Regions from separate parts of the Homo sapiens genome. Here regions 2 and 3 are each linked to region 1. A link is an interaction called in ENCODE POLR2A ChIA-PET data of the cell type or tissue named here. Cell type or tissue: HCT116. All regions are shown on one strand.

Region 1 (2,500 bases):
TGCTCTTGATTACTGTAAACTTATAGTAAGCCTTAAAATTAGGTAGTGTGAGTTCTCCAACTTTGTCTCTTTTTTTCCCAAAACAAATTTGACTCTTCTAGTTCCTTCACCATTCCACATACATTTTGAAAATGGTTGTCAATTTCTACAAATAATCCTGCTGGGATTTTAATTAGGATTATATTAAATCCATAGAAAAGTTGGACAGTATTGTCATCTTAATGGTATTGAGTCTTCTAATCCATAAACATGGTATACTTGTCCATTTATTTAAATCTTTTTTATTTATTTCATTATTGTTTTTTAGTTTTTAGCTCTCAGTTCCCACATTTTGTTAGTCTTACACCTAAGTATTTTATGTTTTTTACTGCATTTATGAATAGAGCTGCTTTTAAATAGTCTCTAATTTTCTATTATTAGTATATAGAAATTGTATATATACCCTTGAACTTGTAAACCTCACTTACTCTGGTAGATTTTTTTGGTGGTTTTTCTACATAAGCAATCATGTTGTCTCTGAATAGAGCCATTTTTTTCCTTTCTAATTTGCATGCCTTTTCCCCTATCCTCTGCCTTTCGTACTCTCTTTCTCTCCCAGTTTTTCTTCATTTCCCTTTCCTGCCTTTTTTTAAATATTAGTTGAAATTTTTTATTTATTTTTTATTTCTTTTGAAACTGAGTCTTGCTCTGGGGCCCAGGCTGGAGTGCAATGACGCAATCTCAGCTCACTGCAATTTCCGCCTCGCCTTGCAGGTTCAAGCGATTCTCCTGCCTCAGCCTCCTGAGTAGCAGGATTACAGGCGTGCGCCACCGCGCCTGGCTGTTTTGTATTTTTAGTACAGCCGGGGTTTCACCAGGTTGGCCAGGCTGGTCTCGAACTCCTGACCTCAATTGATCCGCCTGCCTTGGCCTCCCAAAGTGCCAGGATTATAGGCGTGAGCCACTGTGCCTGGCCTCCATTTTGATTTCTCCATTAGCTTTTGGATATCTCTGTATTTTTAAGTAATTGTTCTCATGATTACAACGCACGTACCTAGCAGCTCATAGTTTATTTGAGTTAACTTTTTATCATTCATATAAAATCTTTACATTTATAGATGTCCATTAAATCTCACCCACTGACTTTTCCTTTATGGTTGTCATAGAATTAAATCTACATATATTAGCCCTCCACGCCCAGACAATGCCATACATTTTTTCCTTTCAACAGCCATACATATTTTAAAGTACTTAAAGAAAGAAAATTACCTCATCTTTTGTTGTTGTTGTTGTTTTGAGATGGAGTTTCGCTCTCGTCACCCAGGCTGGAGAGCAGTGGCGTGATCTCCGCTCACTGCAACCTCCGCATCCTGGGTTGAAGCTATTCTCCTGCCTCAGCCTCCGGAGTAGCTGGAATTACAGGCATGCGCCACCACGCCCCGCTAATGTTTCTATTTTTAGTAGAGACAGGATTTCACCATGTTGGCCAGGCTAGTCTGGAACTCCTGACCTCAGGTGATCCACCCGCCTCGGCCTCCCAAAGTGCTGGAATTACAAGGCATGAGCCACTGTGCCGGGCCACCTCATCTTTACTCACAGATGAGGCTGTTGCTCTTTCTTCATTCTTTAAGTCCCGAGTTTCTTTTTGGTGTCATTTCTATTGAGCTGAAGAACTTCCTTTAGCAGATTCAGTGGCAGATAATTTTCTTAGTTTTTCTCCATCTAAATGTCTTCATTTTGCCTTCATTCCTGAAAGATATTTTCACTGGATCTACAATTCTGCATTGCTAGATCCTTTCCTTCAGCACTTTAAACATGTCGTTTCCTTCTCTTCTGGTCTCTTTAACTTCTGGTAAGAAATCTGTAATAATGTGTAGTTTTTTTTTAGCTTCTTTCAAGTATTTTCATCTTTGATTTTGAGCAATTTAACTATGATGTGTCTGGATGTCATTTTCCTTGAATTTATCTTCTTTCTGATTTGCCATGCTTTTTGAGTCTGTAAATTTATGGTTTTTTTTTTTTAAATCGAGTTTGAGATGTTTTTAGCTATTACGTCTTTAGATACATTGGTCTCTTCTTCATCTCCCTCTGAGACTACAAGGATAAGAATATTATACCTTTTTATAGTGTCCTATAGGTTTCTGAAGTTCTGTTTGCATTTTTTTCAAACATTTTTTCATTCTTTGAATTGCATAATTTCTTTTGATCTATCTTCAACTTCACTACTTCTTTATTTTTAATTTTTAAGTTCGGGGTACATGTGCAGGTTTGTTACACAGAAAAACTTGTGTCATGGGGATTTGTTGTACAGATTATTTTGTCACCCAGGTGTTAAGCCTAGTATCCATTAGTTATTTTTCCTGATCCTCTCCCTTCTCTCACCCTCCATCCTCCAATAGGCCCCAGTGTGTGTTGTTCCCCTCTATGTGTTTATGTGTTCTCATCATTTAGCTCCCACTTATAAGTGAGAACATGTGTTTTTGGTTTTCTATTCCTGTGTTAGTTTGCTAAGGATAATGGC
Region 2 (2,500 bases), 93 kb after region 1:
GAGGTGAGAGAAGACTTGTTGAGAAACTGAATTTCATTTCCTTACGGAAGTTGGAGAACATTGTGGTACAATGTTAGGAGAAAGGTTTTCTAAAATCAGTGCAGTCTGACATCTTCAACACCAGGGTCTTTTCCACTGGAGCACTGCAGACATCTGCAACTTTCTCTGCCTACGTGGGTGTGGTTAAATAGACCCTCCCTGAGTGCAGGGCTGAAAAGTGGAGAGAAGTTAGTTCTTGGGACACTCACACCCAGGAGGGGGGATCCTGCAGGTACTAAGATTGCAAAGGGAAAGAGAGAGTGAGGCTGGTCCTGGAGCCCACTAGGAAGGAGCCAGCGGAAAGCAGTGACTGGACAAGGGAACTGATTTCTCTGCTGATGTGGCCTTGGTTTCTCTGGTTCAGAGTAAAGAAAAGCAACCAAACCTAGAGAGAAACATCCTTACTCTACAAGGCCAGACGGGAAGTTCTGTCTTTGGCTTGGTTTCCTTTTCTACAAACGGGGTTGGATTCTCTCTGGAGAGCTTTCCGGGGGCCACTCAGCAGTCTCTGATTCAGTGGGATGTTCTCAGCTGCTGGCCCAAGGGAGCTCACCTCTTAGCTCTTCCCCTGCCTGGTTCACTGGGGGGCTGCTCCCTCCCATTAGCTCCCTACCCCTAAAGACAAAAATAGCAGCCTGGAGGGGGCAGAGTTTTAGGGGAGGTTGTAAGAGGGCACATTCTTCAGAGGAGCCACTCTTACGGGGGAATGTTCCTGCCCCACAGAAACTGGCCCTGGGGATCAGGACTCTGCCTGACCCTAAACCCTACTTCTTCCCTCAGTCGGTAGGTCTGCTTAATGGATCCTGAAGAAGGCCTGAAATCATGACCAGACCCCTACGCCCCGGGATCCTCCTGTAGTGCCTTTTGATAAGAAGCACTGCCCTGGCTTCTCTCTCCTCCTTCCACATGTGTAGGGAGAGGTAGCTCTGCCTATTCATGAAGCTTCATCCCTACACTGTCCTTCATTTGGCCCCTGGTGAACCGGGGGCCAAGGTGTGATACCTCTTTTAAAACTCATTCCCTTCACACTGGTGTTGTGACTCATGCCTGTAATTCCAGCTACTTGGAGGCTGAGGTGGGAGGATCACGTGAGCCCAGTAATTTGAGGCGGCAGTGAGCTGTGATTGCACCACTCCACTCCAGCCTGGGTAACAGAGTGAGACCCTGTTTGTTTCTTTTTTTTTTTTTTTTGAGACAGAGTCTTGCTCTTTCACCCAGGCTGGAGTGCAGTGGCATGATCTCGACTCACTACAACCTTCATCTCCTGGGTTCCAGCGATTCTCCTGCCTCAGCCTCCCGAGTAGCTGGGATTCCAGGCATGCGCCACCACACCCAGCTACTTTTTTGCATTTTTAGTAGAGATGGAGTTTCACCATGTTGGCCAGGCTGGTCTTGAACTCCTGACCTCAAGTGATCTGGCCTCCTCGGCCTCCCAAAGTGCTGAGATTAGGGGCGTGGGCCACTGTGCATGGCCCCCTGTTTCTAAAAAAATGAAGAATAAAGTGTTGAATTAAAAAAAAAATCAACAACACCACACCTTATTCCCCTTCTTAGCTCTCCTTAGCTGGACTGCAGTAGGCTGGGATTTCCAAAGAAGTGTTGTGTAAATGCTAAGGGAGAATGAAAGCCTGGTGGAGAGATTTAAGGCAGCAATTGGAGGGAACATTTTTCTCCACACCTAACAACTGTAGTTTTCCCTGGCATTCAAAATTTGCTGGAAATGATCACTATATTATGGTAATAATAAATCCCATTCTCCAAAAAGGGACCTTTTGGGTTTTAGCTTGGTGACAAGAGACTGCTGAGTTACGAAGGTGAGAACCGTGTGGTGGAAACAACTGGCTTGACCTCAGGAAAGCAGCTTCACTTCACAGACTCCTACTGATGTCTTTATGAGCCTTGGATCATCCTGTAGACCCAGTGCTTCACTCTCTTCCTCTCAGCATGAATCCTGCCCACTCTGCAAGGCTTTCCAGGGAGTTGGGGGCCTGGCCATTACAGGGCATTTGGGGATTTGTTTCTTTATTAACTGAGTTCAAAACGTGAGTCTCACCCTCCTTCAAAGAGCTCTGGCAAAACCCTGCCCTTCTCCACACAGAGAAGTGGTCTTGGGGGTTTCTGACTACTGAGCCCTAGTAGAATAACTTCAGGTACGCCACGTTTTTCCTTCATGGGACTTTGCAGTGGAGACGGGGCCGTGGGCTGACTCAGGTCAGCCTCAGTCCCTCTCCCTCCTATGGTGGTCCCCTGTCCCCGCTGCTCCCCCTGGAGCTGATAACTTTTACCCATCTTTGACCCAATTCTTCCTGGGGAGAAGAGCATCTGAGATTCTAGAAAAGTGAGGCAGAGGCCAGGCGCAGTGGCTCACACCTGTAATCCCAGCACTTTGGGAGGCCGAGGCTGGTGGATCACCTGGGGTCAGCAGTTCGAGAACAGCCTGCCCAACATGGTGAAACCCTGT
Region 3 (2,500 bases), 85 kb after region 1:
AAGGGGTCTGGGGAGTCATGCCCTATAAACAATGAATTCTCATGAGATGGGTTTTATTTAACCCTATATATCGTGACTTACTTTCCAACCTGACTCTGGCATAACATTACGAGACAGGGAAGAAAATAAAAATATTTTATCCCAAAACATGTTTCTTTGCCATATCTTGAAATGGCCCTGCAAAGCTGTCCTTTGTGGGGGAAATTTGCATCTGTAAAAAATCTCTATTAACATAGCTAGAGCTTTTTCTTCCAGGCTCTCCCAATTTTAAAGAGATTAACTGGCCGGGCACGGTGGCTCACGCCTGCAATCCCAGCACTTTGGGAGGCCGAGGCAGGTGGATCACAAGGTCAGGAGATCGAGACCATCCTGGCTAACATGGTGAAACCCTGTCCCTACTGAAAATACAAAAATTAGCTGGGTGTGGTGGCGGGCGCCTGTAGTCCCAGCTACTCGGGAGGCTGAGGCAGGAGAATGGCATGAACCTGGGAGGCGGAGCTTTCAGTGAGCCGAGATCGCGCCACTGCACTCCAGCCTGGGTGAGAGTGTGAGACTCCATCTCAAAAAAAAAAAAAAAAAAAAGAGATTAACTAAGTGTCTAGCACCTTTTATTAAAGATCTGAATAGGAAACATTTGTCATCTATTGTCTCTAAGGGCAGCCACTATAAGACTTCAAATACCCTGGGTCTCCACAATCTTTTATCTTAACCTGGACATTTCCTTTCTATCAATCCAGGTCTTTAGACAAACTCAACCAATTGTAAACCAGAAAATGTCTAAATTTACCTATAGCCTTGAACCCTGCCCCCTACCCCGCTTTGAGTTGTCCTGCCTTTCTGGACCAAACCAATGTATTTCTTAAATGTATTTGATTGCTGTCTCATGCATTCCTAAAACATATAAAACCAAGCTGCACCCTGACCGCCTTGGGCACGTGTCCTCAGAACCTCCTGAGGGCCGTTTGCTGTGTCACGGGCCATGGTCATTCACATTTGGCTTAGGATAAATCTCTTCAAATATTTTACAGAGTTTGACTCTCTTTGTTGACTACTAGGACCAGCAACCTGGGAAAGTGATGGCTCATCAGACTGGACTCAGCTGCCAGGGGAGTGGGCCTGCCACTGTGAGCCTATCTGAGCTGGGGGTGGGTCAGGGGACTGAGTAGCTCTATATGATGAGTGAGAGTTGGCGGGAAGAATCTCACTTTTTGTATTTTGGCAAGAATTTGAAATCTCAGGGGTCTGAGTCATGCTGTAGTCTCACCACAGGCCTCAGGGGAGTCAACTTCTGACCTGGAGGCCTGGTCTGGGTTTGTGGTGTCTGAGTCATAGTTCGTGTGATAAAAGTACGTGCTCTGGTGTGGAAAGCAGGCAGAGGCTTTTTCACTCCATTCTGTCTCACTGACAATGAAAATGCTAGCTGTGACCCACCACATGGGTTTCATGACCCACGAATGGACCAGGCAGCTGTTTAGAAAACACTGCGGCTCAATTTCTGCCCTCTCTGAGGGGTGTTCTAGAAATCTGTATGGCTGCTGGATTGGAAAGAAAAGAGCAATTGCATGAGGAATTGGGAAGTGAGGACAAACAGAGAAGAAGCCTCAGCTACTATCTCTAAAATATTATCTGAGAAAGAAAACAAACAAACAAACAACAAACACATTTCTTTTCCTGAGGAAGGTGAGCCTTTAAATTATCAGGCCCAGAGAACATTTAGAACAGAACAGCAGTCATGGCTCACTTCCCCTTCAGCTAAGTGGTTACCTCTTGAAGCCACTTGCTATGTGGCTGTAGAATAACTGAGGCCAATTAGCCATAAGATGCCATCCACCCTATAGTTCAACACTGTGTGGGCAATCACTAACCAATGTTATTTCTGTAAACCAATGAGGATTCCTGACAACTCTGCAATCGCCCCATCTCCTGAGTTGTTCTTTTTTCTTTAAAAACTTGAGCCTCCTTTTTGTTCTTGGAGCACTCCCCATGGCAACTTAGAAGTGTGTCCTGGGCTACAGTCCTCAACCTGGGCACAAATAAACTCTCTATGTTAATTTTGTCTCATCTTTCTTTTAGGTAGACACATTAGCTTTGGGAGAATTTCAAAGAGTTTGAAGTTACTTAGATTTGGGAAACCTGAAGGGCAGTGGTGTGTCACTATCTGGTGTGGCCTGGCCTTCAGCCTCTCAGCCCCTTCCCTCCCCACCTCTCAGAGCTCAGGGCCAACTGCATCTCTGAAAGAGCCCAAAGACCTTGTTGAGGAGCAGGGGGATCCTGGCTGAGCCTGCAAGCCCTGGGTCTCTTCCAGACTTTCCTGCCTCTAGCAGCTGCTGCTCTAGGTGGCCATTGGTGGGCTGCATTTGCTCTCTGCTTGCAAACATTGATGACACAGGTATTTTGGGTGTGGTTTAGTAGTGGCCCGACACAATTTTGTTTCCAGTTTGTCACACTGACAAGGTTTTAACCTGACAAATGTTAAACACAAATTATAGGAGGCCATTGT

The links. ChIA-PET counts read pairs that join two places held together with the same protein. Peaks named below come from ENCODE experiments on the same cell type or tissue, not always from the same donor. Only the 100,000 strongest peaks of a DNase experiment are listed, where the experiment ranks them.
Region 2: POLR2A ChIA-PET joins it to region 1 with 11 read pairs; 20 of 35 experiments call an interaction of 5 or more read pairs at or near these places.
Region 3: POLR2A ChIA-PET joins it to region 1 with 23 read pairs; 20 of 35 experiments call an interaction of 5 or more read pairs at or near these places.

The regions. Positions count from the first base shown.
Region 1 is chr7:47,998,880-48,001,379 of GRCh38, forward strand. The region is part of intron 6 of SUN3 (Sad1 and UNC84 domain containing 3); the gene reads right to left. Among named protein-coding and RNA genes, the nearest start is that of HUS1, 21 kb to the left of the region's middle. In HCT116, no CTCF peak of the experiment used is centred here; a DNase peak (open chromatin) is centred at 1,472; H3K4me3 peaks cover 1,350 bases; H3K27ac peaks cover 1,260 bases.
Region 2 is chr7:48,091,491-48,093,990 of GRCh38, forward strand. All of the region lies in intron 2 of UPP1 (uridine phosphorylase 1), which reads left to right. Among named protein-coding and RNA genes, the nearest start is that of UPP1, 3.5 kb to the left of the region's middle. In HCT116, no CTCF peak of the experiment used is centred here; a DNase peak (open chromatin) is centred at 1,101.
Region 3 is chr7:48,083,840-48,086,339 of GRCh38, forward strand. No RefSeq gene overlaps it. Among named protein-coding and RNA genes, the nearest start is that of UPP1, 4.2 kb to the right of the region's middle. In HCT116, no CTCF peak of the experiment used is centred here; a DNase peak (open chromatin) is centred at 1,272; H3K4me3 peaks cover 894 bases; H3K27ac peaks cover 703 bases.